Linked DNA regions of Mus musculus: all the other regions are linked to region 7. Evidence: chromatin loops called from intact Hi-C (ENCODE). Cell type or tissue: heart. All regions are shown on one strand. Region 1 has its middle 17 kb from the start of Gm39601. Region 2 has its middle 12 kb from the start of Gm31505. Region 3 overlaps Gm31674 (a long non-coding RNA gene). Region 4 has its middle 85 kb from the start of Gm39601. Region 5 has its middle 100 kb from the start of Etaa1. Region 6 has its middle 5.2 kb from the start of Meis1. Region 7 has its middle 18 kb from the start of Gm39602.

Region 1 (4,000 bases), 160 kb before region 7:
TAACATTTGAGCAACACTGGTTTACTTGTTCATATGCATCCCCATAGAGTTTCGCACGGCATCCACAGAAGCTTCAAAGGCTCCACAGTGAGATCCATCAGGATGTGGGGAGCTCGGAGACAGACACAGCTCCAGTGTTTGGAGACATAAGGCTGGCTCGCTGGCTCTCGGGCATCTGGTAAAGCCAGCCTGACAGTGTTGCGATTTCAGGCTGTTTAATGAATTCTGATAACACCACATCGCAGGTGCTTCGGGAAGTATGTTAATTTAAGATCACATCTTCCCAATCCCCACAGGTTTCATTCCAACCTAATAAATGAAATAATCTCCTTGCAAGTGCCCTGCTTACCTAATTAGGCATAGGACAAAGCAATGGCATTTGGATCACCTTGGTGCCACTGGCCACCTTCAGAAGCATAACTGTGACCTGGCCGTGGGCTCCTGCCCCAGGCTTCTTTCACGCACAGGTCAAAGACAAACAAATATGAGGCCACAGGCCCCTTTCCCCACCCACACCACTATTTCCCCCCTTTCTCAATTTCTGGTCTTGCCTTTATAAATGCTATAATGCCAGAACCTGTGAAACCTTACTTGGATTAATTAAACTAAAACTTAGGTCTAATTTCCTGCCAATTCACTAAATAATCATGAGATTCAGGTTATTTTTAACCAAATGGGAGTTTCTCCCCACTGAAGAAGAGCTAAAAGGAAGGCTGTGATTGTATCCAAGGCAGTGAAATCAGACCTAGACAGCAGGCATTATGCCTTCCCTCCCTCTGCTATGCACTGACCTTCGGAAGCTAGCCTCGCCTCGATGCCCCAGTCTTCTTCCCCTCCAACACTGCCCCTCACTCCTTCATAGCTGAGTTCAAACATTAGCCCCTCAGCAAGGCTCTCCTGACCACCTAGGCCATAGAGCCACTCGAGCTGAGAACTGGCACCTATACCTCCCTGCACAAAATGACTGTAATTCCTAACTTATAGGAGAGGTGTAGACCAACGTGCCAGAGCACGGTAACCAAAGCTGACCTTCGGATATACCTGGGTGGATTTAAAGTCACCATCTGAGCCTGATATCCTAATTCATTTACTTTGTAATGAATTCTAGATCACAATGGAGACCTCTGGTGCTGAGTCAGGTAGACTCAGTGGCAGTCATCTAATGGGGTGGCCCATTTGCAATATCTACAAAATCAAAGGGGTCATTTCATTCCCCTCTTTACCACTAGATTAAGGGAAAGGTATTTTATTTTTAAAATTTTTAGACTGAGGAAAAGGGCTTAGATTTTTTTTTTAATTTAATTTTGTTCTTAAGTTTATATATCCTATTTTTTGGTTTAGCATTTCTTCTGCATGTGTATATATACATGCATGCATGCTTGGTGCCCTCAAAGGTCACTGGAGTTATGGGTGACTGTGAATCACTCACCATAAGAGTGATGGGAATTGAACCCAGGTCTTTGGTAAGAGCAACAAGTACGCCTAACCACTGAGCTATCTCTCTGGCTCCCCAGGGCCAGAATCCCTGAAGGAATGAATTTCTATAGATTCCAAACTCCTAACCTGGCTCCCCTGCACCAGAAAGTGTCCTCTGGCCTCTAGCAGGGAGTCGGGGGGGGGGGGGGGGGAGTATTTTTCCTTTGCCCCAATGGGAAACCACTAGACTGAAGAAATTGAAACAATGTTTAGAGAGTCAACCTCTGGCCCTCAGAAGCATGGGAAGGAGGTGATGTGGAGAGAAGAAAATGCTTGAGCTAAAGACGTTCTGGGTAATGCTACTTTCTGTCAACTGTCATTTCCCACTGGGTCCAAGCAAAATCAATGAGGACTCACATAGAAAATCACCTCTGCCAAGCAGGGCCCCAGAGGGACTGCCCTTTGAGGACAGGTTCAGAGCAGCCAGACACAACAGGAGCCCAGTCTTGAACTGGCCTCAGATCAACTCTGAGTCCACAGAATTTACAGTACTATTGCTGCTGCGATTGGTCTAATTCTCAGCGGGTATAGAACAGGCTTGGTATGGGACTGGTCTAGCCTCAAGCTTCTGAACTCAGTTGGCTTCTTTTATTTTCCATTTTCTGAGCTTGGCTTTGAACAAAACCTCCCCGGGGAAACCCAGAAAGCACCGCCAAGTTTCTCCGTCCCCTGCTTGAAGTAATCAAACCCCCAGCGTACGCCCCAACTCAGCCAACGCTGGCTTCGCTGCCAACCCCAGCCTTGCTAAAAAATTCATAAACCACAGAACAGCTGGGCCACATTCTGCTTTCAGAGCAAAGCGTCCACTATCAGGTTTTCATCTGGCACTACTGAGAACTAAGTGTTTATTCTTGACAGAGACTTGAAAGAGGAAACCTCGCCGCCTGTCTACTCGGAGTCACACGAGGACAGGTTTGATGGGAATCCCATACATATTCCAATGAGATGAAAGATATTATTCATTCCTAAGATGTCTTCAGAGACTCCATTAATGGAGAAATTCCAAGTGACAGAACCAAAAACAGGTCCCCTAATATCTACATAGAGTCATATTAGAGTGGGTGGGGGATGGGATGCGCAAGAACACGCCTCCCCAAGATCAGTTTCCTTCCTTTCCAGAACAGAAGATAAGAGATGGCTGTGAGGAATGGGGGGATCAAGGGGTCCCCAGGAAAACAGATGGGGGCAGTTAAGAGCTCCTTGCCTTAGCGGGAGGGATTTCACCAGGAAGTTTCTGTATTTGAACAATTGCTATGGAGACGTGTCCACTCAAGGATTTCCTCAATTGTGACAGTCTTGGTAAAGGAAACCTAGTTATTATGCCCTCAGTAGTCTATGCCTGGATAAGCTGTAGTTGAAATAAGCACTTTAAATAAACCTCTGTACTTTCTCCAAAGACTACATCCTAAGGGAAAAAAGACAAAGAAGCCAAAACTCTGAAATCTTGAGTCCAGTCCAATAAGAATCGCAAATCAAGATTCTCAAGAGTCAGGGAATGAACCTGGTTTTGTCGTATAAGGGTCTGTTGTGCTGGCACTGCTGGTAGGTGATAGGCGTGTGCATGTGAGTGTACCATGAAAGGTCATTTCCTATCCCACCAATCAAAACTCCCCACTAGCCTATCTGCATGCGCAGCCATCGCACAATGATAATTTCTGCTCATGCTAGTGATCATGAAGTGTGATGGTGAGCAGCTGTCCTGCAGGGCCCTTCATAGCCGCAGCAGTGTTCTGGCCTTGCATTCTCAGCTTTTATAACAAATTGTCCAGCAATAATAAAAAGTGACTCTAAGTTCCCTTTAATTCTATTTTCCTTGCATACTAACTGAGGTGTCCAAGTCAAGTATGAAAAGAGAGAACAGGAATGAGTATGGGAAAGGAAGAGGAGGGGCAGGGAATATTGTAGCCTAGGAATAATCCATGCTCCCGATTTAGATGAACCGACCCTGGATAAAGTTAGTTAAGTATAGATCAGTTCTAGACCCTATCTTCACAGTTCTAGTAACTCGAATAAACTCATTATTCATTTTCATGGCCTGCAAAATAGCTCTAATCAAAATGTACGGTGAAATAGAAAAGGTGCAAGCTTAAAAAGAACTAGTCTGAATGCAGAAGGTAATGATTTACACTGGTAAAATGGCTTTCGTCTTTCAAAACAAACATGCCAGGGCTCTGGAAACACCCTTGGGAGATAGAGTGAGATGAGATATCAGAAGCCAGGAGAAAGGTACACTTCCCTCAAACTACATAGATGGTTTGAGATAGACTCAGAGATAGGACCCACGGAGACTTTCATCACTCTGGGCAAGTTCTTGTATTAATTAGACTGCTTGCCCTATGGCCAGAGATAAAGACAGCAGCTGAGCACCCACTGAAGAATCCACAGTACACCCCACAAGCAGGCAACAGCATTCCCTAGCTTACCACTGGTTTTGCTGGTTGCTCTCTGCTTCTTACCATTCTTACCTCATTTATTTGTGAAGCAACCCCAGGTCTTCCAACCCAGGCTCCTCCCCATTCTAACT
Region 2 (4,000 bases), 1.7 Mb before region 7:
GTGACACGAAGAATTCGATGGAGGACTTTTCCCCTCCTTTTCTCGAATTTTCTTCTTCTGTAATTTCAAAAACATGTCAAGTAAATCATTTGTCTAATATCCTAAATTACGGCAAAATGGCTAAAGATAGGAACATTTTGGACTTGTAAAATTTTTACGTTAAAGTGAAGGTATGAAAACCTGTCAAAGTAATTTTGTTCTATCTAGTCAGTAGAAAGTGTTTGGAAACTTGGACTGCATTTTCTTTACCCTCTTCCAGGTTTCTCTGCATAGATTCTTGGTTTTTCATCAAGAGAAGCTTTAGTCATGTTAATTCACCTCTGTACAACCTGTTTTCTGTCTGATTTTTTTTTTTTTAATGCCCCAGTCACTGGCTCCAGAGCAGCAGTAGGCATCGGTCTCTTTGATTCTCTGTGGTATTTTCCCCAGGATTTCTTCCCACATTGCTGTACAGTAAGATTTCTATTTTATTGAAGAATTACCTACTTTTAGCAACAAAGAAATGATTATCATTACTCTGTAAAAGCAGTAGTGCTAAGAATATTTCTAAGCAAAACGCTATAGAAAAAGCAAACAGTATAAAGTAGCTCTTTCTATTCTCTGACAGACCATGAGTTCAAAAAAAAAAATCTTGTTCTTCCCCAAGTTATATTTTAAAGGGGTTAAGCAATCATTCAGATAATCGGACTTCATTGCTTTGAAATTTTATCAAAGTGTCCTCAATCCTTGAGCTGATATCCAGGTCCATTTTGCCAATCGGATAAAGCCTCTTAGATCTTTTTCCTAGAGGCATGAGTGGTTAACTTGATCTTATTGTGCTTCGAAAGAGTCTGTGCTACGCATCATTTTTCATAAGTGCGATTTGTTGTGTTAGGAAAACTCCAGAGAGACTCCTTGTTAGAATGGATTTTGGCTGCCAAGGGCACATTGCTACTAGAACCTCCTTTGTTTTATAGTGAATGAGTTTTAGAAATGTTCTCTGCTTAACCATAAGAGAAACAGAGCAAGGTGAGGGGGAAATTAGCATATGGGGAAATAAAGACTTTATTTCTCAGATTTGGGATGATTTTAAAAGCAGAAGATCAGGGAAGCTAGGCTTGGTGGTGCATACCTTTAATCCTAGCACGCTAAGGTAGAGGCAGAAGCAGGGGGATCTCTGAGAGTTCTCATCTATTTAAGAAATTCCAGGTCAACCAGAGCTAGGAAGTGAAGCCCTGTCTTTAAATAAACAAGGGTGGGCGGGGGGGGGGGAACTGAAAAAAAAAAAGATAAGAGGAAACTATTAACAAAGACCAGCCCTAAGAAAATTCCTTATTTGGAAGCATTGCTTTCATTAAGACTCTTATTCTTCCCCCTCCCCCTTACGTCTCCTTCTCTCCTCCTCCTCCTTACTGCCCCTCCCTCTCGACCCATCCTTAGAAGGTAAAAGGTTTGAAGACAGCTGCCTCCTTTTATTTTACCTTTGTAAAGGCCAGCGATCCCAAGCGCCCACTTGTATCCAGACCAAGACTCACAGCCTTTGCCTGGAAAGAGCACTAGGTGGTGCCCATTTACTTTGCAGTGGAAAGGGGATTCCCCAGGGGAGCAACTCTGGGGAAACTCATCCGGCCCCAGCCTCCTCAGTCAGTGAGAAGTCCTCCTCTAAGAGGTGGTCAGGAGAATGAATGGTGTCCTGTTTTTTTCTCACTTCCTTAAAGCATACCGGACTTGCCCTTTTAGGACACAGCTTTCGTTTAGAGAGAGTGTGTGTTTGCAAATGTGGGGGTGGGAGTAGAGGGGCCTCAAACATCCCCTTTGGAATGAGAAGAGGAATAAAGGCTGCGCCCTCCATCTGTGTGCATAAACAGCACAGCCCGAGTCTCTTGCCAAGACTGCGGTCCTGCCAGATCATCTGGGCATCACGGTGCACATGCTCGCCTTATTTTTCTGCTTTGCCTATAATAAAGCCGTAAAAAATCGAAGAAAGGTGACTCTTAAATTCTACTTTGCATCTTCACAACAATAATTCTTTGTCAAATTAAATCCTGTTAATTTGAAGATTCTGCATCCCAGTGTTAATTTCCACGCCTACTCCTTGATGGGGTGGCTTTCTACTGCTGGGCTTATTCCTTAAAAAATAAAATCTTCTTAGGCTTGCTGAACAGCTTGTTGCTTTGTTTTCAAGGAGAGTAGGTAACTGGCTAAAATGATGTGTTCTCTGTTTTCCTGTTTTCCCCACTCAAGGGGCTGTCAGATCTGTTTTAAAATGTAGAAACACTTGGAAGTTTTCTTTTTTCTTTGTAAAGATCTGTAGCAACTGGCATAATCATGTTAATTGTCACAAAAATGGGAATAAGAGACAATTCATGTAGAAATATATAAAATATTCATCTTTCTGTGACTCTAGTCCCAAAGTTGAGCTGAGTGGAGCTAAGCCCTCCATGTGTTTTTGTTTTGCTTTAAAGAAGGCAAGACAAATGGTTGTCTCAACATCTGACTAGACTCTTCTAGCAAAACCTGGATTCTGTCACGATGAGGGGAGAATAAGACGTAGTTTCAAGAAGTTAAACTAAGGGCAAAGTTTTCTGAAGCCATGAGAACCACTTCTGAGCTCTTGCTGCCGGGTCATATGTCATGGTATGTGGCAGCTGACTGCTCATTAATTCTATTTATATCAGTGTGAGAACCCACCCCACTGAGTACGCATGTGTTAAAATATTCATAAATTATGTTTATTTAGAACAAATATACAATAAATGCCAAAATAAGAGCATTATTTAACCACCAAACTAGCCGACTACTAAATAAGCAAGGCTTTTCACTGCCAATATGGTACAGTGCACTTTGTTAGACTGTCCTATCCAGTATTTCCTTGAGAATGCTCACCTTTTGTTTTCTCAATTCCACAAAGGAAATAGGTTTCACTGAAAGGAATAGAGTTGGGAAACAAAGGATGCTCTGCTACTGAAGAGCAATAATAAATTTGACTAGAGCAAATGAGAAATGCACTTTAGCAATCTAAAATCCAAGAAAGTGTTCACTAATTCATGCACACTTGGACTGAATCGGGCAGTGTTTCCTGAAAACAAATCAAGTTAAGCAGACCAGATGAACTCTTGATAAAGTTGGCTGAAAAAAAAAATAGAAATTTTAATTATATATATTTTTCTCAAAATAAAGAATGGCTAAAAACAAATTTACATCACTGTGAACTGAATTAAAAAATCAGAACCACGACTGCAGCCTGAATTTTCAAAGTTAGTGCTCTGTAGTGAGACACCCCCGAACAATGCTCACTTAAAAGATGCTGTGAGGCTGACATGGTAGAGGTGTTTTTTCTCTCGGCAAGCTTCCTGAGCAGATAGCCAGCACAGTTGAAAAATGTGAATTCCTTGTTCAAATTCCAAAGCTGTGCTAGATAAAAATACATCGTCTAATTTATCCACTTCATCATATTCTACATCAGCACCATGAAATCATCTGGGACTATTAGCTAATAGAAGCACCATTCAGATTTAACTGAAAGCACGGCCCTCTTAATAGGCAAGCTCTGTTTCCACTTATTTGACTATTTGTAATATTCTCTGAAAGTGTTATAAATGTAAACACTCTCATCAAAAGTACCATTTTTCTAGATTGAAATGTCATTGATACCTAAGGCAGAGTGAGACAGTCTGGACTAACTTCATCATCTCTGCATGTTTACCTTGAAGAAAAGCACACTCAGGCACACCAGAGCAAAAATGAAAATTTTTTTAGTGATGACAATAGAAGTGCACATGAATTGGGTACGTGTTCACTTTAATCAACAGCGAGGGTTTCACAGTGTTTTATTTTCCATTTATTTTTGGAACAGAATTATGTTCACTTATTAAAGAAGTGTGCATCTGAGGGAGATCTTTTCTAAGGCAATGATTTAAAACGTGGAACAATGTATGCCTACCAAAATATTGTCTTGATGACATTTGTAACACCAAAACTAGAAGGTTTTTAATCATCCTGTTAATTTTAATTTAATTTT
Region 3 (4,000 bases), 940 kb before region 7:
TGATGGCCTAGATGTTGTCAAGCGCAGGGCTTCCTGTTGATACACAGAGACAGGAAAAAAAAAAAACCCACACTGGAACTAATCACAACTTTGACCCTAAAGCAGGAGAAAGCCGGATGGTCATCTGCAATGTAGTCTCAGCCCACAGCACTTTAGCCTGGGATCCTGAGCTTCTCATTCAGAAACATAGCTCATATCTGTGCCTGAGTCCTGATGAGTAAATGATCTATAAAATCACTGCCTCTCAGATGCACACATTACTGTTGCACAATAAACATAAAGTTTCAGGTTATCATCCTGATTCAAAAACAGAAGCTATATATAATGATGTGATGGATATGCACACAGTGTGTTCCCAGTCTTACGAAGTGTAAAGACAGACAAAACTGGTCTTTGGTTTTGGGTGCCAGAGGTCAGTGTTATGTTGATGATAAAGCTGAGATGGGTGACTAGAAGGGGGAATCATGAAATCTCTGATACTAGAAATGGTCTTTGTACTGTGATGTGATCACACGGATAACCATGAGTGGCTATACCTAACCAACTCACCAGTGTATCCAACAGGTTTTACTGTAGGCAGATTACAACATGCTTGTTTTTATATAAAGTATACATGCAAATGAATAAGCCAAATTTCTAGGTAGAAGCTGCCTCTCTGTAACCTGACTAGGGAAAATCTGGGCCAGGTAGTAGGAATACATTCTATTCCAAAGAGACAAAGAAGAGCTTTGGAAATGTTTGCTGGTGCTTACAGACAGCCAAAAAGACCCTGGGAAACAATGGATATACTCACCGAGGATCTAGACAGACTGAGCACAGGTCCAGATGTGGAGCTCCTTGGTGTGGCAAGAAAAACAGAAGGATCATCAGAAAGGTATGCCAGGTAGCTCTGGCAAGAAGTGACCGAGTCCTAGGTGCAAAACAAGCTAGACAGGTCACAAACCCTATTGCAAGTTTTGATGGTCACTGACTCCTCTGGAAAAGAGTTAAGCAATGGAAAGGAATCTCATTTTGTTGCCCTGTACAATCTGGGGCTGTGAGGGGCCAGGCACTGTCATGAGCAAAAATCTATGGCTTAAAACTGAGATCCTCTTGGTTCGGTAAATGAAGACATAAACCAAGAAACTTGAATTTAAGATGTCATAGGTCCTGGTTGAGAGATGCAAAAATATGAAAGCAGGCAGGAGACTGGAGTGAGTGATGGAAATGTGTGATAGGAAGGAAAGTGAGTGGTGAGAAAGGCTTCAGGGGAGAAAATCTATCTAAAACATATTAAGATGCCTACTACTTTGTGGAGGGAGAGGGAAGGGGAGAAGGAGGGGAGGGATGAAGGGAGAGGTCGAAGAGAAAGAGAGGGAGGGGCATCCCTGGGAGATACAACTTTTCTGCTGAGAATAACTCTGGAACTTGGTAGCCCTGAGCCTGGGGTCAATGAGTGGTTCAGGCTTGAAGCCACCTGTCTTCACTGCTGTCCACTATAAAGCCCTGGTACTTTAAGAACTGCTTGGTTTTACAGTTTCATTCCTCCAGGAGGAAAAGTACTTGTGGAATTTGGAAAGTCCAAGTCCTCCACACGGAGCTGTGGTTGTTGTCCCCACTCCCAGGATACTTAGAAGAAAGCAAGTAGTTACAGTGTTCTTGGATAGAGATCATGGAGGGAGGAAGCACTGTAAGGGTGTAAGAGCCTGTCCAGGACACAGACTGCAAAGCTAAGTGTGGCCAGCAGAGGCCCCTGGTATGCAAAGAAAAGAAGCAACAGAAGTGAAGATAGATCTGGAGGACATTGGATACTTTTCCAATACATGCTCAACACCATCAACAACCATAGGGAAGACAAAAAAGTTCAGCTGGCACTATCCACCTCATACATATAATTAAGGGTCTTCAATTCTCAAGGTCTCAGGAGAAACTACTCCACCCACTTCTGCCTTTTTCTCATTCCATGGATATCTTCTCTTATTCTTTATATTTTCTCTATATAATATTTTCTTGTTATTATATTTAAAGGAGCTGATGCTTTTATCTTTTTTATTCTCTATACGTTCATTTAATTTCATTTATGCTAATTTTAGTGTGTGTGTGTGTATGTGTGTACCCATGTATTGAAGGTCATAGTTCATTAGGTCATCAGGTTTAGCAACAGAAACCTTTAAACTTTGATTCACCTTTCTGGCCTCTATGTTCATAGTTGCCTTAGTTGGGATAGCCAGAATCTAAAAACAATCCAGATGTCTGACAACGGAAGAATGAATACAGAAAGTGTGGTTCATTTACACAATGGAATACTACTCAGCTATTAAGAACAAGAACATCCTGAGTTTTGCAGGCAAATGGATGGAACTAGAAAATATCATCCTGAGTGAGGTAACTCAGATCCCAAAGGACAGGCATGGTATGTATTCATGAATAAGTGAACATTAGCAAAAAAAAAAAAAAAAAAAAAAAAAAAGGTACAGAAAACCCAGGACACAATCCGCAGAACTCAAGAAGGTTAACAAGTCAAAGGCCCAAGTGAAGATGCTTCAATCTCACTTAGGAGAAAGAAGAAAGCAATCAAGGCATGGGAGGAGGGAAGCAAAGGGAAGGAAGGGCCTGGGTGGGAGAGGGAAAGGAGAGAGAAAAGGGGAACATGATCAGGTATTGGGGGAACCCGGAATCCCCAAGGGCCAGCAGAATGAATAGAAATAAACAACCTCAGGTGGTGGGAGGTGATGAGACCTGGGAGTTGAGAGTCCCTCAGAACTCAAAGGGAGAAACTTAGATGAAATTCTCAACAGTGGGGAGAGGGAACTTGTACAGTCTACCTACAGCAGAAAAATAAAGCATCAAGTGGAGGGATGGGGTTGCCGTCCTACAGTCAAAAACTCTGACCCACAATTATTCCTGTCTAAAAGAACTTCAGGGACAAAAATGCAGAAGAGCCTGAAGGAAAGGCATTCTAGTGACCAGTCCAACTTGGGATCCATCTCAAGGGGAGACTCCAAAGCCTGACACTATTACTGATGCTATGCTATGCTTATACACAGGAGCCCAGCATGGCTATCCTCCAAGAGGCACAACAAGCAGCTGACTGAGACAGATACTTACAACCAATGGACTGAAGTCGGGGACCCCTGTGGTTGCATGAGAGAAAGGCTGGAAGAAGTTGAGGAGGAGGATGGCCCCACAGGAATACCAGCAGTCTCAACTAAGCCTAATCCCCAGGATCTCTCACACACTGAGCCATCAACCAAGCAGCATACACTAGCTGGTAGGAGGTCCCTGACACATATACAGCAGAAGACTGCCATGTCTGGCCTCAGCGAGAGAAGATGCACCTAACCCTTGAAAGACTTGAGGCCCCAGGGAGTGAGGAGGCCTGGTGGGGTGAAGAGGGGTGGGGTTGAGTGGGGTTGGGGTGAGTATGGGTGGGGTGGGGATATCCTCTTGGAGACAATGAAAAGGAGGAATGGGATGAGGAGCTGTAGGAGGGCCAACCTGGAGGTGGATAATGACGGAACTGTAAAAAAGGAAAAAGTTAAAGATAAATATTTTTAAAATAAATAAATAAAATTTTATCTTTTTTTCTATTTTTAACACTGCCATTTCTTTCTATCGTATTATACTATATTATTATACTATATTGGGGAGGGATATGTTTTCTTTTAAAAAAAAGAAAAAAATGTCTCATTTTTGTTGCTTATTTTATCTTATATTTATCTAATTTTGTTTTAGAAACCCCCTATATTTAGGGTCTTTATCTATTTTTCTTCTTTTCATTATGCTCGCCTTCTCTGTTTGCCTTGTTTTTTGTTTTTTTTTTCCGTTTCTTTAGCCTGACTCCCTCTCTTCTTTTTCCCTGTCTTCTTTTTTATCTCACCACTCACTCACTGTTTTTCATGTTTCCCATAAAGAATTCTGAGCCTCACAGAATACTCTAGATCATTTTGACCGTTTTCTATTTGACTGCTATTGGTGCTGTTTCGTGGGCATCTGTGAGTTGAAGGTATTTCTATGTTTT
Region 4 (4,000 bases), 230 kb before region 7:
ATCCAAACCCAAATCATATCAACAGCAGAATAAAGTAACAAGACGAATGACTGCCACCAAAAGCTCCCTTAAAGGCAGAAGCTGACTGTATTATTCAGGACCCTTGGCCCTCCTGTCATGGCTAAGGGTTCAAACAAAGTAGCATTTGGCGTGACAATTCACACAGACTCCACAGGCAAAGGGAGTACTGAACAGGGGTCTTGGAGAAGAGAGCCCCAAGAAGAGATGGGGCAGAGCAAGAGAATTGGGGCCACCTGGAAAAGCGTCTTAAGTGAACAAAAGGAGACTGACCTGGGCCAAGGAAGAAAGAGGCAGGCCAACAGCAGGAAATGAAAAGCAGCCTGGGAAGACAGCAGAGGAGAGAGCAGTAATCAGAACCACACAGAATATTTCCATAGGAAAAATGCTTGGCATTCTGCTAAGCCCGATGGCTTGCAAAACAACTGGGGATGTACACTGATCCCCAAAGACAAGTGGATCCCATGGCCTGGCCTGATGCCTTCAGAAGCAACCACTGGTGAGCTAAGGAAGAGCTGGCAGAAAATGGCTGAGTCCCACAGCCTCCTAAGTCACTCCATGTTGGCTTCATCCGAAGCCTTCCACCATTCCTTAAATCTTCCTTTTGACGTCATTCTGTATAGACACAGAAGTGACTATGGATATTTTTCATTCGGCTATGGCTGCTTACAGGTACAGCCCCTGCAGAGCACTGGACCTTTGAGGCTACAGCCAACATTCTGCTATCCTGTCTCAGCATCTTTGACACCCATTTCCTAGGTGGGAATAAGAGGAGATCCTGGCAGCCACATCTGAGGAGAACGGAGATACTTCACCTGAGGGTCACCTAGCTAACGACGTCATCATCCTTCCCCGGTCCAGCAGCTGCAGCATGAGATCATCGTGGGCCTACCACTTACCAGCTGGTGACCTTAGGAGGATGATTTAACTTCTTCTGTGCCTCTGCGCCTCAGGCCCCAGCCTGCCTGAAGTAAGGGCAGTGATGTCGGATTTAGAAGTCTGTGGCAAAGGGGTTCTGGGATGAGATAAAAGTGTATAACAAGAACCTCAGACAGGAGGTTCCAGAGCCCAGGTAAGATGGTTTAAATAAGAACATCCACCCATCTACCCATAAGCTCAGGTATTTGAACACGTAGTTCCTAGTTGATGTATTTGTTACCTTGTGAGGTCTCAGCTTCCTGCTGCCATGTCTGCCTGCTGTCATGCCTCCCTTCCATGATACACTGTTAGCCCTCTGTGATCATGAGTCCAAATAAACTTCTTCCATTCTTTGGGCTTGATCATGGTGTCTTATCGCAGCAATAGAAAAATTAACTCATCTGTCATGACCCATTGAAACCATTTAGCCCAAGTTCTCCCATTCTGAACCAAGTAGATCAGGATCTATGGGTAGTATTGTCAAAGCTCTGTGCGAGATGGTGTAGGCTACTAGGGCTGAGTCTCACTGATGCTGAGTCTTGAGTTCTATGTGTGATTTTACAATGTGGATATACCTGTGGAAAGGCATGCATGTTAGCAAGTGTGAAGTCCTTATCTAGATTTCTGAGAGAGCCACAGGAATCTTGTAGTTTTCTTTTTCAAGACTTGAGGGTTGGGAGCATTTATGACCCCTGAATGAAAGCCACAGCCTTGGCTGATGGAAGGTGTCTGTTGACTCTTCCAGCTGGCAATGTGCCCCATCTCCACCACACAGAGCAGACTACATGCACCAAATGTTCCTGTACTACTGGCACCTGTGACTTGCAAACACTTCTTCCTGGGGCCAGGATATGCACATTTCACCCATGAGTAGCAGGGCTGAGACTGCCTCCCTGTGGCTTAATGAGAGCCGCCAGCATATAACCTGCCCTAAGCAGTAAGGGCCACAGAGGGAGGAAGGTCTGCCACCCAGTTCTAAGGGTGAGGACCAGCTTGCTGGGATACACAGACTAGAAACAAAGTCCTCAGATATTCTGACGACTTTGACAGATGTTTGATACCTGCATTTGCAGGTTCTTGGGACACTAAAAATCTCAACTACTTAGATCCTTCAAACCTAAATAAATCTGCCAGGTGTTCCAAAGACAATCCTCCATTTATGTATTTGCTTTAAATATTTAAGAGACTTCCGCCACAAAAGACCTTGGAGACCATGCATGAGATGATAGAAAACCACAATTAAAAAAAAGAAGAAGAAGAAAGAAATTAAGAGCCCCAAGGAATATCTAAGCCCATCAATCAATCACTCCACCATCTTCTTCTGGCAGGAAGGGACTTGCTTGGGGCTGCGATGGTTGAGAGAACCATAAAGGGGGACAGTTCGACTCAGAGCTTAGGTGAACACAGCCTCCATCTGCCCTAGAGGGGACGCAGAAAGCAGAGGAGGGACTTTCCCTCTGCCAGTCTGAGACATCAAGCCCCCATACTTTCTGACTTTAACCATACACCCCACCCCACAAAGAGATCATGGGGGAAAGGAAGCAAAGAAGACAACAACTGTCAGCAGTGAGTGAGAAATAACACCCTCAGCTTCAGACGAGGATCTTAAAAATAAGAACCAACACAGCAAGGGACTTGAAATCAAACCCAGAAAGACGAATACAGTCAGAGCCCATTGGCCTGAGCTTCTGAGAACAGCCACTTGCATGCAGACAAAGTGCAGTTGTGTCACTGGGGACTATGACAGAGGAATGGAGATTTGGTTATTGCTGAGGGTTCTCACTGGAGCCCGTGAAAAGTTCTGGAGATGGGCAGTGTTAATGGTTATGCAATACCAATGCCACTGAAGGGAAAAAAAAATGGTTACAATGGCAAATGTTATGTTGTGTAGATTTTACCATAATAAAAAAATCAGCCATAAAAGAACACTTATCTTGAGGCTAAAAGGGAATTGTTTAATATTTAATAATGTTTTACTTCAGTGTTTTTTTTTAAAGAAAGCATTAAAAAATCCAAAATCCTACAGTTGAAAGCACTTCCTTAAAATATTGGAAGCAATTTCAAAAGGGAGCCCCAAGGCACAAACTTAGGAGCCCAGGGCTCAAGAATGTGGGCTTAGGAGCCCAGGGCTAAAGGCTCCTTTGTGACCAGACTGGCTTGGCTGACCTCTGACCAGCCACCATGCCTCTCAAAGCATGAACATTGCTTTTTATCTTTTTGTGAAACCTCTGACAACTACTGTGCCAACTACAGTCCATTTCTAAGGTCCTCCTTCCTCCCCATTGGTCACTGTCTGGATACACTATGTAGTTGTCACACTGAAGGATAGGGGGTGCTACAAGCATTGATGGAAGAGCTCACAATGTTGCTACACAGGACTCTCCCATGACAAGTAGCTCTCCCAAAATGTCAGTGATGTTAAGAAGAGACTTGTTTTATACCATTAGAAATCCCACAGGACTGTAGAGGAGGCTCCGTGGGTAAGATGCTTGTCTCACAAGCCTAGGGAGTTGAAGTCAGATCCCTAACACAAATGTAAAAGCCAGATGGAGCAGCATGAATTTGTAACCCTGTCTCTACCAGAGATTGGAGGCAGAAGTAGGGAAATGCCTGGGAACTCAGGCCAGCCACCCAGTATTTGCAGCAGTAAACAAGAGAGACCCTGTCTCAAATGATGTGGAAATTGAGGACCAACACCCAAGATTGTCCTGAGCCCACCATATCCCACAAATTCCAAAGAAATTAAAAAGCAGGTTTCTCAACCTTTTTTTTGTTTTTAATTTCAAGGTTATGTAATTTCTCCAAAGTATCCAGTAAGAAAAACCAGCAATAGATCTTAGACCTTTGGGTCCAAAACCCCAGTGCCTCTCCTTGGATGGATGGATGGATGGATGGATGGATGGATGGATGGATGGATGGATGTGGGTGAGTGAGTAAATGAATGAGTGAATGGGCACAGTAAATAGAAGCATGTAAAGCCATTAGAAAGAGAAACTCAAGAGCCCGGCCTGAGACTAACGCTGAGTACCATGCTAGGTATTCCGTGTTCACAGACCTACCACCC
Region 5 (4,000 bases), 1.9 Mb before region 7:
GTTCATACCATAAATCTCAGTACTAGGGAGGCAGAGGCAGAGGCAGGTGGATCTCTGTGAAATGGAGACCATCCTTGTCTGGAGAGTAAGTTCTTGGCCAGACTGGGCTATATATAGTGAGAAACTGTCTCAAAAAGAGAAGAAAGAAGAAAGCAGGCAGGCAGGAAGCAGGCAATGGCAGAAAGGCAGAAAGAAAGGAGGCAGAAGAGTATTTTGGTGCCAAATTACAGATTTTGGATGTGATAATTGGTCTGGGAACTCAGAAAACAGATGATGAGCACAAACTAGTGACTTGATGACCAAACATTGGATCGATATTCAAAAGCAGCCAAGAATCACAGACCACGCAACCATCACACTAACCGAATTAGAACATATGCTATGTACCCCAGCTGAATATCAGCTCTGCTCCAGGACACTGGACACTCCAGGCAGGCCTTATTCATTTGCAAATGAGCAGGTTGATCAAGCAGAACTCCATGGGCCTAACTCTGAAATATTTTATTGACCTAAATGCAACCCTAATTAATGGTCTCCTATGGGGTTCACCAATTTTCTGATTCTGTTCTTTCTTCTCTCTTTTGATAGGTGTCATCTCAGAATTGCCACTGAGACACACACTCTCATGGGCAATAAGACAATGGCAAGAGAGACATACACAATAAAGTACAAGAAAATGTAAGTACACAATGTCTATTATGTATTTCACAGCTGCTGCATTGCAAGCAGATTTACTCATGCCTATAACCACATACCTACATCCATCTTTCTGCCTGATTCCCCAGGGCTCTGATTCAACAGGTTTTGTTTATTTTTTTACCCTGAAATGATGCTCATTTTTCTGCCATGCTTACTTACACAGATTGGAGCATGTTTTCCACATGCAGCTTCTTGCTTGCCAGTAAGCCCAGCTCCATCCCAGGAGACAGTCATGTTCGGCCTTTCACATCTCCCTATCTGTCCTGCAGGATCTTTTCTAGCAGCTACAATTTGAAAATCTTCCTCACTTACAGGAAACATTTACTTTAAAAAAAAAATCTTTTCTGCCTCTTTCCCACACATCCTAAAAGTGTTTGCCATAGGGCAGACAGAAAACCCCTTTCAGCTTGCCTCTGTCAGACAGACCACAAACAGACAAGGCCAATGGGAATCCGATGCAGTCTGACCGGATGAGAGGGGATGTTTTACTTTGAACTCTGTCTAAAAGGAGACAGGAAATACTTGCTCAAAAAAAAAAAAAAAAAAAAAGGAGGGACGTGGAAAAGCCTATGGACTATTTTACTATGGTCATCCAAGCCCTGTGTCCCAAGACCGAGCCCATAGAAAATTAGATTGCTGTTATACACTGAAAAGAGAAACCTGGAGTAGAATTGCTGATACAAACTGTCAACATCATACAACTTTGTTCCTGTAGACTCTCCTTACAGCAGTGTACATCTAGCTAGGGTAAACCCCTAAAACATTAAAAAAAAAAATGTCTTGGCCCTTAGACAGAGTCTTCAATTTTCCCTTAATTTTAACAAATGTATTTTTTTGTCTCGTGTGCATATTTTCCCTGTTTATGTGGCTGTTTAGTATGTGTGTGCCTGGTCCCACGGAGATCAAGAGAGGTCATTCAGGTTCCTTAGAACTAGAGTTACAGAGGTTGTGAGCCAGCACGTGGGTGATGGGAATCAGACTCAGGCCCTTTGAAGGGATAGCGAGTGTGCTTAACAGCTGAGCCGTTCTTCAGTCCCTTTTCTCGCTTAATTTTAATAAAGAGGCCCACTGGAGAGCATCAAGGAGACGTGAACCTTCCTAAAGCAAGCATGCATGCTGGAGAGTGGATGCTTGTGCTTAGAACAGGAAGAGTTCCTCGGCCCCAGGTGAGTTTATCGTGCAAATAAAGCCCACCGTTGGGGGGCATTGTGCAGGTACAACTTTGGGTACTGTCATGACACTAATTAATAAAGCCATAACTGCTTTATTACTTTATTAGAACCAAAAAAGATCTCCCAAAGATCACGTTCTCGGTTTAGTCAATACAGAAATTAGATCAAATGTGAACTGGAAATTAAAGCTTAAGCAGTCTCCTGGAGGTTAAAGAGACGGGGAATAAAAGCCGTAAAGTGAGCAGGTTAGAAAGACACACTAGAGGTCGCTGTTGCTGCTCGAGCTGAAGGTGTGTTCACTCGCATGCATGCATGTGTAAATGCAAATATATACATATATCATAAGAATTGTTTTGGGAGATTGTATGAATGTTTGAAAATTTTTGGAAAGATCAAGTACCTTTGTTAAATCCAAAAAAAAATCCATTAAAGTATGATTTTTTTTTTGACTTTTGATTTTTTTCCCCCTTTGGGGTATGTGGATAGTTGAAAATTGAAAAGGAGATTTTTTAAAAGAAACTTTTATTTTATTTTAAAAATTCATCCAATAACTAGTCACGTAGTAAATATTTTGCCTCTGATAAAAATTCTCACATTTACTTGGTGCAGTTTGAAAAACACCTTTCACATGCACATTAATGGAACCAACAGTCAGAGTAATTGATGGGTCAATATGCCTCCTCTAATTATGGAAACTGGTTCCACTCCCTAGTAATGTGAAAGAAAAGTCAAATTAAGATAAAAAAAAAATTTTTTTTTTAGTCCAGTCTTTGAAGGTGTATGGAAAATGTTTTCAGTGTGGCAATCCAGGGAAAATCATGAAACAGGTTTGGGAATTGTTGTAAACATTTTCAAGTTTATATAAATAAAAGGAAAATATTTTAGAAAAACAAGGATGCCCCTGGGACCATCACGTTGCAAATGGAGTGAGTCTGGTGGAACTACGTTTTTGGAGCTCCTGAGGAGGGCTCTAGATTTTTCTGCCTCCCATTAAGCCTTCGGATGAGTTACTTGTGAAGGCCGTGGTGAGAGGAGAGGTCAGTTACAAGGTCACAGCCAGACTGAAGGGGTTTACAGAAAAGCTAATGGCAGAATGACCAATCCAACAAAGGAATCGTCTCGTTGCCAAGCAAAGGATTCCATGGGTTAACCTTGGTTAAATTGCTTCCCTTTGTCTTTTGTTGACTGTTGCTGGTCACAGGGATTGAGTCCAAGCCATCAGAGCATGCTCAATTCATGCATAAAGCCCAGGTACCTCGGAAAGTATTAGTCGCACCTACATTATCTTTGGTAACAGAGATCTCCGGGTTTCAACTGCTAGACTTGAAACAGTTTCAAAACAATGCCCTCACTTTTCTGTGTATATAGAACCTGCCTTCCTTGAATACTAAGGAAAGCTAGCAGGCCTAGAGAAAACTGACCAATTTTCTTCCTTTGCTGAGCATGTTTTTTCCCCTTTGTCCTGCTGATCATGGTCCTGGGAGTAGTTAAAGTTCAAAGAGCTGGATCCCAATTCCTTACAGAGTTACTTTCTACAAGTTTCAGGAGGTGGGGGGCAGGGGGGAATGGATAAAACGGAGTTTGAATTTAATTTACTGGAGAATTCAACGTTTTAAAATCACATTTTCCAAGTATCTTTGTTGAATTACTAGTAGTGGGGCAGAGGACTTGTAAGAGGCTCAGAACTTCGATATGACTCAGAAAACAATGGTTTTTCCACATAGAGTGCCACATGGAGGACCACTTGGGGCTTGGCCCTTCAGCCCTTTCTCTTGCTCAATGAAGGTGAACTTGGGTAAGTCCCTGACCTTGCTGACTCCAACTTCTTCTTTGCAAAGAAGATATAATTTCTGCCTCTCCCAGTAGGCTTCTACAAATCAATGGCTGTTAAGTAATTGGCACTCAGAATGGCCTGGGTGCCTGTCTGGTGTCATTATCATTGTCTTAGTGGAAATTCACAGGCTCTCTTTACACCTATTGAAAGGGATATGAACTGTGTTTACTGTTCCTTTTGAAAGCAGCTTTTAAAAACAGCAACTTGAAGAAAAAACTTAACAGTTCAACAGCTCGTTCAGAAGAAGAAACAGATTCTAATTAGTGATTGTGTTTCTCTTTTTCCAAACAGTTTT
Region 6 (4,000 bases), 740 kb before region 7:
AGTTTAAAATAAAGCTCTCTTGGTTTTGAAAACTTTCCACTTAAGAATGTGTACCTGAACCTAGTGCTACTTGCAGGCCTTCATAGATTACTTCTGAACAATTGAGCAACTAAAACACTTTTACAATGTAATTACAGTAGTATGAATTGTTTGCTCAAACCTCATTCTGGATAAGGATTTTACAATTAGCAAACAGTTATTACAGTTGGGGCTTGCTGAGAGAAATGACAGATGTACAGAATTGTAAGATAGTAGCCAAAAAAAAAAACCCCAAAAAAACAAAAAACAAAACAAAAAAAAACCCTTCTAGCAAGGCAGCAATTAATCAATCATCTAGTAAAAGGAAAGGTGCAGAGGCAGTTCACGGCATCTCAGAAAGTTACTGTGACATAAATTACTGTGGTATGTGTGCTGTTCTGGATGTGCCTGACCCTAAGTTTATTTCAGATGTTTCCTTTAAAAAGACAGTAGCATTCCGGCTTTTGCAGAACACTAGTGTTCTAGCCGCTGTTGCTGCTCTTCAAGATGCAGTCCTTCTCCTTTCTGTTTTCCTTTCATGGCTCACAGTATCTTCCCAAAGATAGAATGCAGGGATAAGAAAGAGGCAGCCTGAGCTCCTGGTCCCTATTGTTTATCACCTACCCTGTTGGGAGGCCTCTAAAGCAAGCAGTGTTCATCTTGGCTGTTGGTAGTCTCAGAGACATTCCTGTAACTTTTTGTTCTCCTGTGAGGAACTCTCTGCAGAGTTCACATCCTGAACTAGGTTTTTGTTTCAAAAGTTCCCACTGATGAGTCAGACCTAAATTTCTCAAAATTAAAGAGGCACCTCTGAAGGTAAAATGTGTGTGTGTGTGTGTGTGTGTGTGTGTGTGTGTGTGTGTGTATGTGTGTTTGCCAGCCCAACACAAATAAAGTCCTGTTAATCAATGGAGTTTGGCAGCTGTGTTCACAAAATGATAAGTGTTTATCATCTGTCACCTCAGTTTAAGATGCCTGTTAAAATGTTGTGGTTGCTCTTGAGGTTCTCCTGGAGTGTGGGGGCTTGGAATTTGTACTTCAAGAAAAACATTATCAGTTCTCTGCCCTCCAAATACCCCCCCACATTAACATTTGCATTTAAAAAAACAGAAATGAGGGTAGTTTAAAGAAAATGGATTTGAAATCTGGTAGAGATAATGGAGGAATGCTGGCGATAAGAGTCTTTGTGTGATAGGAGAACACTACCAGGAATTTAAAGCTAATGGATGACTGTGAGGAAACTGAAATAAACTATTTAGATGGCTATTACAGCGGGAAACCTGGTTAGGTGATAGGAAAGAGGCTTTAAAGCGCAGGATTAGGAAGGACGTTAATCAAGTGTCCCAAAGCAATCCGGGCCACAAGGCTGGGAGAATTGTTTACCACATTTTGCTTCAAAAAACAAAGACTGTCTGGGTCCAGTTCACAAGTCAATGAGAGGTCAGATTCGGCTCTCTGACCATCACAGGGAAAATGCCTGACTCACTATCTACTGGCTGCCTAACAAAAGTCCAGGAAAAATAAATGTTGGGAGCCTGGTTGCTTTCCTTACTACTTTTCTATTTCAAATCATTAAAATGCTTTGGTCTCTAGAGAGGAGAAAACTACACTGGTTAACATAATTACCAGCTCTGACATTTTCAGAACTTATAGAGGTCTTTTATTAATTAAATAGAGGGTTTAATAAAATATTCCTAATAAAATTTATGGTTGTCTTAAAACTTTCTAAACAGTGCTATAAATTCTTAATAAAATTAACTGGGAAATGAGTTATTAGCCTACACTTTGCCTTCCTCCAAACCTCGACAGGGTCTGCAGAGTGGAAAGAAATGGAGATTTTTAAAAAATATAAGTATTAGGCAAAGCTATAGATTGCCCTAAAGAGGCCCTAACTATTATCTCCTGGTGGCTTTAGCACCCAAAGCACTCCCAAAACTGCACACAAAACTTCAAAAGCATTTCTCTCCTTTACAGCACACTACATATGCATGTGTACACATTTTCATTTAAAACACAATGGTCAGTGTCTGAGCCTCAGCTTTGTGTTGAATATATTAAAGAACATAGAAGTATAATACAAATTCTAACATGAAATTTTGAAGGCCCAAGTTGCAAAGACTTTACCCACTAGAAACTAAGTAAAATTGAGGTGCCTCATTTTTTTCAAAACTTTAAATCTCTCAATTATTTAATTTCCCTACAGGTAGCTTTTAGTTACTAAAACCTGCAATAATAACACGTCTCTCCATTTATAACCATTAATGTATTTTCTGAAGGAAATGCATCTGTTGAGCAGATACACAAAAATATTTTCGTATGACTCCATCTCAAAGTTTTGCAAAGTTAATTTTGTTTTTTTTTTTTTTCTCTCTGCTTCACCGGTGGATCCAGTGCTGTCTGCCTGCCTTTTCTAAAAGAACAGGCCACTGGCATCAAAATAGAACCAAACCTCTCTGGATTGTTCATTATTTAAACGCTTGATCTTTTGTGCCGTCTACTGGACAATAGAAAAACTGCAGCCTTGTTTACTTTAAACTTTTCACTGTCCAGTATTTAGTGAAGGTGGGGGTGGGGAGAGGTGTGTGTGTGTGTGTGTGTGTGTGTGTGTGTGTGTGTGTGTGTTGGGGGTGGGGTGGGTAGGATGAGAGTTGATACTAGTAACAGACAAGAAAGACCCACAGGTCTTGGGACTCACTGTAAAGGTATTATACTCAAATTATGTTTTTCAACCCAAAAGATGCATCCAAGCTACTTGGTTAAAGCACGAGACTAATTATTTCAAATACTGGATTCTCACTTCCTACCCACCCTCTTTTACGATCACTGTGGAAAAAGCCATAAAAGGTGTGACAGGCTCAACCTCTCTGAGAAGACACTCTAGGCGATTGCTTGACTCTGAGTGTGTACTAGCTTGAGAGATGAGCTAAAAGGTAACACCTACCTGGACAGTGGAGGATGCGCACATCAGCGCTTGGCACCCAAATATAATATTATCTGGCAACCAAGAAAGCCACTTTTAGAAGATCAGAGATGAAACTGGCTATGAGAAAATTTTTGTGCACACTCCTTTAGTGATTCCTGAAGCATATATTTAGTGCTACTGGGGAGGAAGAGCAGGGAGGTGCAAGTCTTATAAAAGTTAGACACTTCTTACAGCAGAGGCAGTCTCTGTTCTCTGAAATATTGAAAATACTATATGTGTTTTTGTTTGATTTAAAACTATGCATGGAGCCCTAGCATTATGGAAGCTTTGGAATAGAAAAAAAAAAAAACAACTTTGACCTCTGACATTGATTTAGTTTCTGAAGTAATAGAAATATACTTCAATATATGGCCATATAGAAATAATTTTGTGATTTAAAAAGCTCGATACCCTTTCCAACAATGAAGAAATTGAGTTGGTCTTGGTCAAAGAGCCACAAAACCTTGGTGCAAGGACTCTTCAAACTGTAGATCTGCTTTGCTGAAATCAAGCCAGGAGTGTATGCCAACTTACCAGCGATAACTTAAAAAGCAAAATTTACTTTTAAAGAATATACAATAGGGAAGAGGGAGAGTAAGACATTTTATTGATACGTAAATGTATTTTAGCAATGCTTTTCAAATGTGTGTTTTGAAGTGACACCCTGTCAGAGTGGTTTTAAATATCAGGGTTATCAGAGAATCCAGACTGCCACTGACTACACAGTAAGCATGGATACGACTTGCATGGGAGTCTGAAACCTGGGGTAGCTTTAATTGAGCTCACAGGTAGTAAATGGCTACTATTTTATGAACGACTTAACTCAAGTTTTAAAAATAAACAAAAATCCTACTTGCAATAGCTGGAAAACTTAGAATTTTTTTTCCCAGAAAATAATCACAAGTGAATTCAAGCCTGATATAGTCCACACTGGTAATGGAATTACCAAGTGCTGGAAGAGAACTGGCTGGTGCAGACGCAGCCAGCAGTTGCAAACATTTACCTTTGAAAGCAACTGGA
Region 7 (4,000 bases):
TGACACTAGGCACCAGACTGCCAGGCCAAGGCAGCAATGTTTCACAAAGTCATTGAAGCCTAGCCCTTGCCCACTGGCCTGAAATATCAATTACCATAGAGGATGTTAGCACTGTAAGGAAGACCGCAAGGGCACCTACCATTTACAGGAAGAAGCCACGATTCCAGATGGTGACCATGACTCAGACTAGGCCTGACCCCCACCTCCTGACTTCTCATTCAAGTTCTTATCCAGTGAGTAAATCTGGTGATAGAAGGCAGCCAGATTAAAACTACATGAAAACCTCCTCAAATGAGAGCTGAGGCCGGCGCTTTCATGTGGTTAGGCACTTAGCTCCACACCCACCCCTGGGGTATTTGATATAACACTGTTGGACCTTCTCCAGCTTGTAAGGCGGCAATGAGGGCTCCTTCCATCACTGAGCTGGGGAACAATGCCCTGCTGTTGGGTGGGTGAAAACAAGACAAAGATGCGGGTGGCTTCGCTGACCTCTGTAAGGCTTGGAGGTGAGTGCCTGTGATGTGCTGGGCTAGGACAGGAAGGACCACACTTAGCAACATCCCACTTCCCAAGAAGGAGAAATTGATGCAGACAAGTCACCTCAGGCACAGCCCACTAAGCTTATGTGCAATGCAAATAGGGGTGGGTAATAGGCCAATAATGGTAGTTCCTATAAAGACTTCGTCTTGAATAATTCTACTTTAAAATTACTGGTTGTAAGCTGGGTAGTGGTGACACACACCTAATAATTCCAGCATTCGGGAGATGGAGGCAGACTGATCTCTGTGAGTTCGAGGCCAGCTTGGTCTACAGAGTTCTGGGACAGCCAGGGCTACACAGTGAAACCCTGCCTTGAATAACCAAGAAAAAGTTACTCATCTTAAAATGGTCCAAACTCTGAGCTCTGCTTCAGTATGCGGAAGCATGCCTTGTTCTGTTTTGTTTTCCGAGACAGGGTTTCTCTGCGTATCCTGGAACTCCCTTTGTAGACAACACTACCTCCCTCTGTGTCCTCACAGAGTCCCACTATGTCTGACTGGTATTTTCCTCTTATAAAGACACCATTCCCTTTGGACCCAAGGCCATCCTAATGACCTGTCCCGTACTGGCTAGTTTTATGTCACCTTGACACAAGCTAGAGTCATTTGAGAAGAAAGACTCCAACTGAGAAAATGCTTCCATAAGATTGGCCTGTAGGCAAATCTGTAGGGTGTTTTCTTTATTAGTGACTGATGAGAATGGGCCCGGTCTATTGTGGGTGGTGCCTCCCCTGGCTGGTGATCCTGGGTGCCATAAGAAAACAAGCTGATCAAGCCATGGAGAGCAAGCACATTCTGAGGTACAGGGGGAGATGTTAAGACTTTAACACATGAACTGGGGGCCCAGAACTCAGCCCTTCTTTAAGGATAGCTAGATACTACATGTTTTGAGGTGTGGCTCTCCAGAGAATGCTGATAAATAAACACACTTAAAACTAACTATACAAATAACGAAGCACCTCTGCCCCGATGGTCACAGGAGTGACTATAAAACCTAGGCATGGTTATATACTCTTCCCAGAAACGATGGGGATCTGTGGATTATAATCTAGGATTCACATAAAGAATACTGCACGCAGCATTAGGGTAATTTTCCTCAAAGGAACAGCTTCGCTTTAATTCTGTACGTTTTAAGATATCCAGAATCACTTTCCCTAAGCAATTATGATTTCACAAAACGCTGTCAGGGCATTTGCAGAGTTTTACTGCCCAGATAGAACCCGATGCCTGGAGCTTTGGGGAGTGATTTATTATTTGCTCTGGTGGAAGGTTGCTAAGTAAGATTTATTCAGTAAGAACAGCCATCTGAACGGTACGTAAGATATGTGTTTGGCTGTGAGGGAGACTTCTTTTTCTCCTTTCTTCAAGTGGGCTTACTCTCTATACTCAGAAATATGCACATTTGCATCCCCACTTTGGTGACATTAGGGGCACTGCTAGGCATTTTGACAAATCAGTTCCTTTCCACTGTTCCCATTTGAACTTTAGCTCTCAGAAACGTTTAACAAACTGTCATACTAAAAACAGCCAAGAGCAGTGCCGAAGACCGTTGATGAAATCTCTTGGGTATCCATCCGCTTTCCATGTTTCATTCTGAATATTTCTTCATTGCATTTTCTGAGGGCTACGGACGTCCTGGGAAGCAAAGCAGCCAATGCTTTCACTCATACCATCTCAGAGAACTCCGATTCTTAAGAAAAAGAAAACAGCGATAATGCCAACTTTGTTTCTCAGAGCTGTAAAAAGTAACAGGCGCCATTGTTGGCCTACTTGCGCCCCCTAGTGTCTATAACGTACTGTTGCTTTTTGCAAAGGGGATGCTGAAGAATTGGAACCAAAGGAAGCTGCTATCCCTATTTTCCTCTACTTAAGATACAATAACCTCCTTCACGCCAAGGTGGCCGGCACTTTGTAGCTCGCCTTCTCCCCAGAAGGTCTGCATTTCATCGAGAGCACTGAGGCAGAGGCAACGCTGCTTGATGGCAAAAATTCAGGCAGAAGAAAGCAGTTTCCTTTGCACTCAGGCTGGGGTTTGGAGTGGGTACAGTGGAACTTTTAAAGAGTCATCAACACCTCTAATCCCTGCCCTTCTACCAGCAGACAGAGGGGGGAAACAACACATCTCTTGCTTCTGCTTCTACACTAGGCCATCCCCATCCCTGTGCCTGGCTGAAATTTCAGCTCTGGGTGGCCATGTCCAGCAGGGTACCTCACCAAGAGCACAGCAACCGGGTGGAAACACATGGGAATGTTCTGGGCGGAGTCCAACAACCCTCCCAAGGCTCCCTGTGTAGGTCAGGGAGTTCTGAGGGCAGACTGCCATTCTCCAAGACAGCATTAGACTGAAGCAGGCAGCACGGAGCAGAGCAGAGTGGTGAGAGGGAGGCTGGACAGGGCTAGGTAGGAGAGGTTTCTGAGCTCTGGCCTCAGCTCCTTACTTAACTTCTCCCAGGTATTTGGAATTGGCTTCTTCCCCAATTAGAAGAAACGGTGGACACCATACAGCCAGTGCCCCAGTGCAGTCCAGACAGAACCTTGAAGAAAATAGGAGGGATGTGCACACCACAGGGAAGCTGCAGGCTCACCGCCACCAATTCACACCCGCTCTCAGTCCATAACCCCAGGGGAGATCGTAGCAAGTGGCAGAGAGTCCAAGGTTGGATTCAGTGTTGTTTCAAATGTGTATAGTGGGACAACTCGAATAGAACCTGAATAGGCTCTGGCGGGCCTGAGTTTGAATCTCAATTCTGCCTGATTATCTCTATAACCTTCAGCAAGTTTTCTGTCCTTTAACTGCCTGCTCAGAGGTTAGATCCTCCAAACAGGCCCCTCAGAGGACCCCGCAGAAAGGGGCATGTTCCTTCCTTATGTGTCTTGAACTTCATAATCCCTTACAGTTTTTGTTCAGAACACATATAAACACCTCTCATAATTTTATAGTCTGGTTACGAAGTAAGATGTTTGATTTCCTCCCTGTTCAGTGAGGGCGGGGACCACAGCACAGCTCTCCTCCCTCACCCCCACCCACCCCCATCCCTGCCAGCTTATCTCAGGGAGGGACATGCAGAATACACACAATAAAAAGTTTAAGAGATTAATTCATTGGACTAAGCTTTTGCCATTTTATTTTAACACATTAACATACCACTTCCCTCCTAGGTGTGTTGTTGTAAAGGCTAAAGAGGTATAGGTATAGATAATATAGATACTGATGGTGTATATATAGGAATAGGTAGAGCGGTTGTAAATGACATGATAGAGATGATATATAGATATATAGATTACCTTGATATAAGTATATATAAAGATCATATGCATATAAATAAGTATTCTTCCCTATTTTTGCACAATGTAGGTGGCCTAAACAGGATGGTTCCTTTGCCACCATTAGAGACTCATCATAGCAGGCCCCACTGGCCACTGAGGGGTGAACTATCAGACTGGCAAACCAGAGGCCTGAA

What was found. Hi-C counts contacts between places; a loop is a spot of excess contacts. Peaks named below come from ENCODE experiments on the same cell type or tissue, not always from the same donor. Only the 100,000 strongest peaks of a DNase experiment are listed, where the experiment ranks them.
Region 1: a loop joins it to region 7, with 2.2 times the contacts of the local background. A loop is called at or near these places in 4 of 42 quality-filtered maps.
Region 2: a loop joins it to region 7, with 6 times the contacts of the local background. A loop is called at or near these places in 3 of 42 quality-filtered maps.
Region 3: it touches region 7 in a loop (19-fold over the local background); 5 of 42 quality-filtered maps call a loop at or near these places.
Region 4: it touches region 7 in a loop (4-fold over the local background); 6 of 42 quality-filtered maps call a loop at or near these places.
Region 5: it touches region 7 in a loop (12-fold over the local background); 5 of 42 quality-filtered maps call a loop at or near these places.
Region 6: it touches region 7 in a loop (6-fold over the local background); 18 of 42 quality-filtered maps call a loop at or near these places.

What each region holds. Positions count from the first base shown.
Region 1 is chr11:19,599,549-19,603,548 of GRCm38, forward strand. No RefSeq gene overlaps it. Among named protein-coding and RNA genes, the nearest start is that of Gm39601, 17 kb to the right of the region's middle. In heart, no CTCF peak of the experiment used is centred here; DNase peaks (open chromatin) are centred at 1,843, 2,173 and 3,113.
Region 2 is chr11:18,009,701-18,013,700 of GRCm38, forward strand. No RefSeq gene overlaps it. Among named protein-coding and RNA genes, the nearest start is that of Gm31505, 12 kb to the left of the region's middle. In heart, a CTCF peak has its summit at 1,533 (motif pointing right); a DNase peak (open chromatin) is centred at 1,591; H3K4me3 peaks cover 724 bases; H3K27ac peaks cover 876 bases.
Region 3 is chr11:18,819,872-18,823,871 of GRCm38, forward strand. Gm31674 (a long non-coding RNA gene) reads left to right here. Exons shown (of 4, transcript XR_003949852.1): 4 at 3,027-3,102. Among named protein-coding and RNA genes, the nearest start is that of Gm23021, 19 kb to the left of the region's middle. In heart, a CTCF peak has its summit at 1,725 (motif pointing right); no DNase peak of the experiment used is centred here.
Region 4 is chr11:19,532,152-19,536,151 of GRCm38, forward strand. No RefSeq gene overlaps it. Among named protein-coding and RNA genes, the nearest start is that of Gm39601, 85 kb to the right of the region's middle. In heart, CTCF peaks have their summits at 1,823 and 3,252; no DNase peak of the experiment used is centred here.
Region 5 is chr11:17,850,448-17,854,447 of GRCm38, forward strand. No RefSeq gene overlaps it. Among named protein-coding and RNA genes, the nearest start is that of Etaa1, 100 kb to the right of the region's middle. In heart, a CTCF peak has its summit at 2,132; no DNase peak of the experiment used is centred here.
Region 6 is chr11:19,022,141-19,026,140 of GRCm38, forward strand. No RefSeq gene overlaps it. Among named protein-coding and RNA genes, the nearest start is that of Meis1, 5.2 kb to the left of the region's middle. In heart, a CTCF peak has its summit at 2,499 (motif pointing left); no DNase peak of the experiment used is centred here; H3K4me3 peaks cover 425 bases; H3K27ac peaks cover 2,512 bases.
Region 7 is chr11:19,758,940-19,762,939 of GRCm38, forward strand. No RefSeq gene overlaps it. Among named protein-coding and RNA genes, the nearest start is that of Gm39602, 18 kb to the left of the region's middle. In heart, a CTCF peak has its summit at 2,321 (motif pointing left); no DNase peak of the experiment used is centred here; H3K4me3 peaks cover 292 bases; H3K27ac peaks cover 252 bases.